2 separate regions of the Homo sapiens genome follow, and region 1 is linked to region 2. The links are chromatin contacts, found by Hi-C or POLR2A ChIA-PET in ENCODE. All regions are on one chromosome and are shown on one strand. The core of a region is the stretch at or near the end of the contact, and the rest is flanking DNA. Distances in the headings are between cores, read along the strand shown.

The links. A loop is a pair of places that touch in the nucleus more often than their neighbours do. ChIA-PET counts read pairs that join two places held with the same protein, here RNA polymerase II (POLR2A). Pooled maps may share reads with other maps.
Region 1: a map with no recorded cell type shows a loop between it and region 2 (8-fold over the local background). The contact joins the promoter of PDIA6 here to the promoter of ID2-AS1 in region 2. A Hi-C loop is called at or near these places in 3 of 37 single-sample maps with no recorded cell type and 10 of 50 pooled maps. POLR2A ChIA-PET finds 5 or more read pairs at or near these places in 1 of 52 experiments (CD4-positive, alpha-beta T cell).

The regions. Positions count from the first base shown.
Region 1 is chr2:10,811,348-10,815,583 of GRCh38, reverse strand. It overlaps PDIA6 (protein disulfide isomerase family A member 6), which reads left to right and starts at 2,799. Exons shown (of 13, transcript NM_005742.4): 1 at 2,799-2,906. The coding sequence starts at 2,888. It also overlaps the pseudogene RNU7-176P. RefSeq lists a silencer at 2,497-3,246 and an enhancer at 3,737-3,796.
Region 2 is chr2:8,680,513-8,684,685 of GRCh38, reverse strand. ID2-AS1 (ID2 antisense RNA 1) reads left to right here and starts at 2,823. Exons shown (of 4, transcript NR_110154.1): 1 at 2,823-2,859. ID2 (inhibitor of DNA binding 2) reads right to left here and starts at 2,630. Exons shown (of 3, transcript NM_002166.5): 1 at 2,173-2,630; 2 at 1,780-1,843; 3 at 225-1,001. The coding sequence starts at 2,520. The coding sequence ends at 1,787. RefSeq lists enhancers at 1-108, 2,391-2,440, 2,928-3,431.

The sequences.
Region 1 (4,236 bases), core at 1,550-4,049, 2.1 Mb before region 2:
AACAGAGCAAGACTGTCTCAAAAAAAAAAGTAAAAGGGGGTGTTACAGCTTATTTAGAATTTGTCTAGCAGATTTTCCAGCTTTTACTGGAAGCCCCCTCACCCCCAAAAATGTGTGAAATGGAAAACTGCATGTATATTTTACCACAGTGAAGAAACAAAAAAAAGAAGTTATTCCTCTGGGCTCCACTGTACCAGGGGCTTCTCTTTGTCAGAGCATGAGGAATACCGCAGTGTAACGTGCCTCTCTGTTGGCTGTGTGCTCCCTGGGGCCAGTGACTGTGCCTGAGACAGTTGCTCGTATAATTAGGTTGTTAATGTGCATTTGGTTTTAATGAAAAAAGAAATGAGCAACACGCCCTGGTGCATTTCCGGAAGCCTGTGCATTTCCAGAAGGCTGTGCATTTCCAGAAGCCTGTGCATTTCCGGAGGCCTGTGCATTTCCAGAAGCCTGTGCATTTCCAGAAGCCTGTGCATTTCCAGAAGCCTGTGCATTTCCCGAAGCCTGTGCCTGTACAGTGGGCTTCACAGGGGTGTGTGCCTCGTGCAGCTGCGCATTCAGCCCACGGTCCAGAGCAGCCAGTGACCTGGGATATTTAGCAGGGAGTTATGATCTGGCCTCTGTTTTCTCCACGAGGATCAGCCCTGAGGCCAACTGGGACAGAGACCACACAGCACACAAAGGGCACTGGCAGTGTGGGCCACCGCAGTTCGAGGGTTCTGTTCCAAGCAGGATTGCTACCCAAACACAGCAGGCCTGGAGAGGCTGCGATCAACTCACAACCCTGAGAAAACAAACTCGATCGTGAGTGCGTTGTGGAAGCTGTGATGTCTGTGGCCCATGGGGACAAAGTTAACTGTCTTAATGTAAAGACAAATGAAGGGGCCCTCTTCTGGTAAGAGAATTAAATTCCTCCATCCAGGGAGGAAAAGCATGACTTTCCAGGCTGAGAGGAAAAGGAAGGACTTCGCTGTAATCCAGTCAGCAACAGCAGCAAATTTAAGGGGGGAAATGTGTCAAATGCAGGAAAGGGGTCAGAAAAACAAACAGCATTCATTGCCCCTCAGGCGCCCTTCAGGGAAAGCAGACAGGCCTGGAGGAACAGGCTCGCAGTCCACTGCCCTTTGCTGTGAATCCCAAACAGCCCTGCGATCACCGGTTGGGCTTCCCACGCACCTTCACATTCAGGAGGAGCTGCCCGGGGTACCAAGCTGAGGATTTCTGTCCCGGGACAAGCAGCCTCCCTGGGGAAAATCAATGCTGGCATGTGGCTTCCAGGAGAGGCCCCCGTGACTTCAGAGGGCTGCTGTGCCTCTGAGTTCAGTTTGCCTGAAAAATCTTCCAAACGCAGCTCTAGTGCCACTTCCTCCAGGAAGCCCACCAGCCGGCCCCCACCACTCCTGGACCCCTGCCTAAGAATACTTATGCCTTACACACTACAATATGGAGAAATTACTAATACAAAAACAAAATGTCCGAGTCCACTCCAAACATAGGAGGGAGAATCAAGGCGGAAAGATACAGTGGTCTTAACTTGTGCTTGAAAGATTTTACTTTTAGGTCGGGCGTGGTGGCTCACAACTGTAATCCTAGCATTTTGGGAGGCCGAAGCAGGCGGATCACCTGAGGTCGGGAGTTCGAGACCAGCCTGGCCAATATGGAGAAACCCTGTCTCTGCTAAAAATACAAAAATTAGCCGGGCGTGGTGACATGCACCTGTCATCCCAGCTTCTCGGGAAGCTGAGGCAAGAGAAACCCTGTCTCTGCTAAAAATACAAAAATTAGCCGGGCGTGGTGACATGCACCTGTCATCCCAGCTTCTCGGGAAGCTGAGGCAAGAGAATCGCTTGAACCCGGGAGGCAGAGGTTGCAGTGAGCCAAGACCCCGCCTTTGCACTCCAGCCTGGGCAACAAGGGCAAAACTCCATCTCAAAAAAAAGCAAAAAAATTTTTACTTTTGCCGGGCGTGGTGGCCCATGCCTGTGATCCCAGCACTTTGGGAGGCCGAGGCAGGAGGCTCACTGCAGCCCAGGAGTTCAAGGCTGCAGTGAACTGTATCATGCCACTGCTCGCCAGCCTGCCCCACAAACATATTTTTTTTCACTTTTGCATATTTTACAAAGCACACACCCACGTGAGCGCATTGCCAGCCCCCTCGCCCCCCAGGACAAAGTGGAGACCCTGTCAGCGAGGAGGCTACCGCTTAAGTCCCTGGGGTTCTCCAGAGAAGGAGGAGAAGGCTCTGCAGAGCCATGCGCCCTGGACGGAAGAACTTTCAAAAGTAATTCAACAAAATAGAAACTTGTCGAATTACATTGCAGACAGCGCGTGCGGAGCAAATGTGTGTCCACGGAATATTCGTCGGGCACAAGAGGAATTCCCTGTCAGCTCCCAGGACCGTGGGTGCCCTGAGGCCGAGTCACGCTCCCCCGGGATAAAGAGGGTGGGGGCGCACACAGGCAAGGAGGAGGCGGGGTGGGGGGGTGCAGAATAAGGAACTAAGGTAAAAACGCCCAGTACTGGACTCCCCTCCGAGCAGCACCCCGAGAGGGCCCGGAGGAGCTGAGGCGGTGCGAGCCGAGACTGCCAGCCCCGCCCCCAGCAGGCCCCGCCTTCCGCTGCTCGCCACCGCCCCCGTGAAAAAAAACCAAACCGGTAACCTCTACCCGGCCGCCTCCCATTGGATATGTGAGTGAGCGATGTCCGCCCGGACCAATGAGCCGCAGCCACGGCTTGGCGAGCGCCTTCCGGCCCGCCCCCGCGCGGCCGCCCCTCGGACCACCGGACTGGCCTGGGGCGGGACGTGGGCGCGGGGGCGCGGCGTGCGGCACGCTGCAGGGCTGAAGCGGCGGCGGCGGTGGGGACTGCACGTAGCCCGGCGCTCGGCATGGCTCTCCTGGTGCTCGGTAGGTGCGGGCCAGCGGAGGGAGGCGGGCGAGCTGGGGTCGGCCTGAAAGGTTTCGAATCTCTAGGCCGTTCCCCGGCGGGCCGCGGCCGCAGGCGGCCGGAAGTGGGCCTGGCGGGCGGGAGGCGCGGGCCTCGGCGTCCGGAGGAGCTGCTAGGTTGCCCCGGCGGAGGTGCGGGTGCGCGGGAGACTCGGGCGCCCGTGGGGAGGGGCTTCCGCAGCCGCGGGGGGCGGGAGCCTCGTGCGCTGGAGCCGGGCGCGGGGTCCAGGGCCGGGCGGGAGAGCCGCGGAGCCCAGCCCCGGCCGGATCCCGGGGAGGGGGTCTGTATTCCCGGAGAGTCGCAGGGGAGCTTGTTCCGGGCTCTTCTCGAACTCGTGCGTGGGGACGGAGGTTGGCGGGCGTCCTGCACTGCTGCTTGTTTCTGCCACCTGCTTTATGCAGCTCCTACTTTTAAAAACTGAAATGTTAAGCCGGGCGCGGTGGCTCACACCTGTAATCCCAGCACTTTGGAAGGCCGAAGCGGGTGGATCATCTGAGGTCAGGAGTTCGAGACCAGCCTGACCAACATGGCGAAACCCCGTCTCTACTAAAAATACAAAATTAGTCGGGCGTGGTGTCGCGCGCCAGTGATCCCAGCTACTCAGAAGGCTGAGGCAGGAGAATCTCCTGAACCCCCAGGAGGCGGAGGTTGCAGTGAGCCGAGATCGCGCCACTCCAGCCTGGGCAACAAGAGTGAAACTCTGTCTCAGAAACGAAAAACTGAAATGTTAAATCTCAGTCCTGAAATAAGGACCCATAGTTCCCTTAGAAAGGGACAGTGCCTTCCAAAAGCTGGGCTTAAGACGCAGGGGCGCTTCGCATGTGATCGGACTCCTTAAAAACGAAATGGAACGCGGCGTCTTAGGAATTCTGTAAATGTCTGCTTCTTAGTGGGCGAGGCCGAGGGTCCTGTCCTTGCCGGGCTCGCCTTGGTCACAGCCTTGGCTCTGACAGTCCTTAACCTCGGCTCTGGCCTCAGACCACCTTCCCCCTATTTACTGGCTCTGTGACTTGGAGCAAGTTACTTAACCACTCTGTGCCAGTGCCTTTTCAACGGTGTTCACCATTTTAGGGACTGATAATAGTACTCCCTTAGGGTTGTCCTGAGGATTAATGAGTTAGTACATGTCTTTCTGTTTTTTGAGACACGGTCTTGCTCTGTCTCCTAGGCTGGAGTGCAGGGTTTCCATCATAGTTCACTGCAGCCTGGAACTCCTGGTCTCAAGGGATCCAGGCACATGCCACCACACCTGGCTAATTTTTAAATTTTTTGTAGAGTCAGGGTCTCATT
Region 2 (4,173 bases), core at 1,574-4,073:
AAGCCTCCCCAGTCCCTGTCAACTCAGCCCTCTGCCTTACCACACATCTGATAAGATTCTCTGTACACAAGTAAAAGCTTCAGGGGTGCTGCTGGTGGGGGGATGAAGGAGAAGGGGATAAAGAAAACAATGTGTGTGTGTGTGTGTGGGGGGGGGGGCCGAGAGGGGGAGACAGGGAGAGAAAAGAGCTAGTGAATGCCAGAGATCTTAAAAACCACTCGGAATTCAGGTATTGACTTCAGACATGTTTTATTATAATCTTATACAGTCTACATAAATTTGAACTTGTATTTATTTGGGTTCAGTTATAACATAGCATAATAAAAATCAAAGCACTGGTCCTCTGAAATAAAGCAGGCAATCACCATTCAATAAACACACTTGATTTATTTTGTATAAAAGGGTTAAGTTTACAACTAAACTTTTATAAAAAGTTTAGCATGAATAAGTACATCATTACACTTTTGAATGCAGAAATAGACATCTCTGCCACTATACAAGAAAACTCTAATTAAAGAGTTCACAAGGTTTCACTCAAATAGATATATTTATATATAAATATATACACAGCATTCAGTAGGCTTGTGTCAAAAAGGTAATTTCTGACCAAAAGACTTCATTTAAGTGACTGAATACTGGATCCTTCTGGTATTCACGCTCCACCTTTGAAAAAAGGCAAAGTCTGCTTAGATTGGGCAATTCCTTGTGATTTTAACGTTTTCGCTCCCCATGGTGGGAATAGTATATAAAGAAAACCTTCCAACTGCAGAAAGGGCATTTAAAAGTCTTTTTCATAAATAACGAATATCACAGTCCAAGTAAGAGAACACCCTGGGAAGATGATCATTCTTAGTTTTCCTTCCATTTTTTTTTTCTTTTTAAAAAGGTCCATTCAACTTGTCCTCCTTGTGAAATGGTTGAAAAATAAGTTCAGCACTTAAAAGATTCCGTGAATTTGTTGTTGTTGTTGTTGTGCAAAGAATAAAAGAAATCATGAACACCTGCGAAAGAGTGGGGGAGAAAGGCATGTTTAAGAGAATGTAACCTAAGGGCAGAGGCGGGCGACTGGCGCCGGGAGGAAGCCACAGTTTGAACATTTAACCAAACACTCAAAGATTGGGCAAACCCTGGCGTCCAGATGCAACACACACACTCGCCTCGACAGCGCAAATTAAACATTAAAATAGCAGAGACTCAAGGGAAAAACTTCCCAACCCAATCTCCTATTTGGATCTCCAACAGCAGTGCTACAGGCGCCAGTCTGCTTCTCGTAACAATTATTTGATTGAAAACAGCCCTTTAGTTAACAGATAGGGAAGTCTGGGATCCCACATCACAGGGTTGAAGGCACAGGGTAGCAATCCTCAACTAGCCCAGAGAATCCCAGAGGACTATAGTTTTAGGGAAGGAGGATCACTATGGAATTTGTGGCGGTAAGATTAATTACAGTGGAGGTTAGTACCTCATAGTACCAGAGGACTCGTAGGAAGATCCAGGGCATTACATTTGCTACAAAGCCAATACACACGTTCCTCGGCCGCCTTCGTAGTAAGTTATTGGCATCATTTCCTTTTAAAGGAAAATGTTCTGTGATCTCGAGCACCCAAAGCTACAAGCTCCTTCATGTCTAGTGAGACAATGTAGTACGGGTAACACCGCGAAGTAAGCATGCATTTACCAAATCAGACATTTTATAGATACACAAGCAAAAACACATGCGCGCGCGCGCACACACACCGAGGGGCAGTTTACCCACGGGTGGCACAAGCAAACACTCACCGCTTATTCAGCCACACAGTGCTTTGCTGTCATTTGACATTAACTCAGAAGGGAATTCAGAAGCCTGGAAAGAAAGAGGATAAAGAGTACGAGGTTAAGACAATGTTAAGTAGAAAGGGTTTTTTTTTTTTTTTTTTTTTTTTTGTAGTCCACAGACCAGCAAGTTCCATTAAACACGTTTATGGTAACAATTCAGATTTAAAGACAGACGCATTAACATGTCAGAACTTACTAGCAATTTCACGCACAGCTCAATCTACAGCAGATTCTGAAGAAAATAAAGTTAAATAGCTCATACGAAAGTCACCGTCTGGGCTACGGATCTCCTAGTGACAGCCCAGACGACCGCGGGAGTGTGCGGCGGCGGGGCGGGGACCCCGGAGCAGGTCTTACCTGCAAGGACAGGATGCTGATATCCGTGTTGAGGGTGGTCAGCGGCGTCCTGGACGCCTGGTTCTGCCCGGGTCTCTGGTGATGCAGGCTGACAATAGTGGGATGCGAGTCCAGGGCGATCTGCAGGTCCAAGATGTAGTCGATGACGTGCTGCAGGATTTCCATCTTGCTCACCTTCTTGTTCTGGGGGATGCTGGGCACCAGCTCCTTGAGCTTGGAGTAGCAGTCGTTCATGTTGTATAGCAGGCTCATCGGGTCGTCCACAGGGGTTTTGCTCCGGGAGATGCCCAGGCTGTGGTCCGACAGGCTGTTTTTCCTAACGGACCTCACGGGACTGAAGGCTTTCATGCTGACCGCGAGGGAAGGCGAGACCGGGAGGGAGCTGGCTGCCCTGAAGCTCAGGCCGCCGCTGCCGCCTGCTGAGCTAGCTGCGCTTGGCACCGGGCTCGGCTCAGAATGAAGCCCGAGCCCGGCGGGGCGGCTTTTATCCGCACTCGCCGGGGCCACACGCTGGAGCTTCCCTTCGTCCCCATTGGCGGAAGGTGGCACGTCTATCAAGACGAGCGGGCGCTTCCATTGGTGGGCGCGGGCGCGGGGCGTGGGCTTGGTTCTTCCGCGTTCGCAGCCAATCCCCGCGGGGTGGGCGGGGCGCGAGCCCAGCTGGGGTGGTAAATAGAGTACAGTACAGTAAGTGCGGGGCTGGCGGGGGGCGGGGGGCGGGGAGCGGCGGGCGGGGGGCGGGGAGGAGGGAGGCGGGAGGAGGGAGAGGAGGAGGGAGGAGGAAGAGAAGGGAAGATGGGGGAGGGGAAGGGGGAGGGGAAGGGGGAGGGGAAGGAGGAGGGAGAAGGGGGCAGACCCTGGGCGCCTAAATATGCATTCTTAATTCTAATTCCAAGCGCGCGGCGGGACCCTTGCCCTGGGGGTGTTCCCAGACCAAGCCCTACACACCTTAGAGCTGTCGGCAGCTCTAAAATCACAGCTACACGGGCGAGTTCAGCACCGCAGGGGGGAAGCCACAGTTCACTGCAACCCATCGGAGGGAGAGCGTGAGGAAAGATAGAAAGCATTTCAGAAGAAAGTGAAAACGCAAATTAGGTTGTCACTGAAGAGTCACGTTTGTAGAGTGAGTTCGTCTCTTCAGATAAGGAAAAGTTATGTTAACACAAACAAACCACCCACGCACGCATTCGACGACAGGCTTAGTGTGGGCTTTTGCAACCCGGAGCAGCGCGGGAGGCATTACTGTAAACTCAAGAAAATGAGTACTTATTGCAAACCATGCCCAACCTCACCGGTCGCTAAGGAGCTCTCACAGGCAGGGCGCTTTCAGGGTTCCTTTTCAAGAAGGAGGCAGGGCTATTATAATGATCGTATTAATCGGAAATAATTAGGAGAATTTGCATATTGAAACTACATTTACATACACTGCCCTTGAAAGGCTGCCGGTCTGTGCCCTTCCGTGTAGGTGGCAAAGTAATGTGATTAATTATGCACTAATTGTGATTTCTGGTGTCACATTCCAACACCTAGAGGAGTTCCAAAGCTTTGTGACAGATAGGTGGCCCTAGCCATTGATAGACATCTTCACACTAAGGAAAAAAAAATATTCTGTCATATGAGGTTTGGAATCTTTTCAGCACTAGTACTGAATACGGGTTCAAGGTTTTTTTTTTTTTTTTTGGCTGAAAATCTTTTAAGAACTCGTTCTTTCAGTCTAAGTTTTAAAAAGTTTGCAGCTATTTACTTAAATACCTTAATTTTCACATAATTGTAGCTTATCTAGAATTCTGTTTTGACCACAGTGTGTCAGTTTCTTGTTTTTGAAAATATTTGCTCCAGAAAACAATGAACTAGAAAACTCCAGGAAAGGCAATATTCAAATCTTATTTACTTTCTGCCTCAATCTCTACCTCCTTTGCATTTCAGAAAGCGGAAGGGGCAGGCCTAGAAGCTGAAAGAAAAGCTCGATAATGGGGAAACAGTGTTTTTTCCTTCAATTAA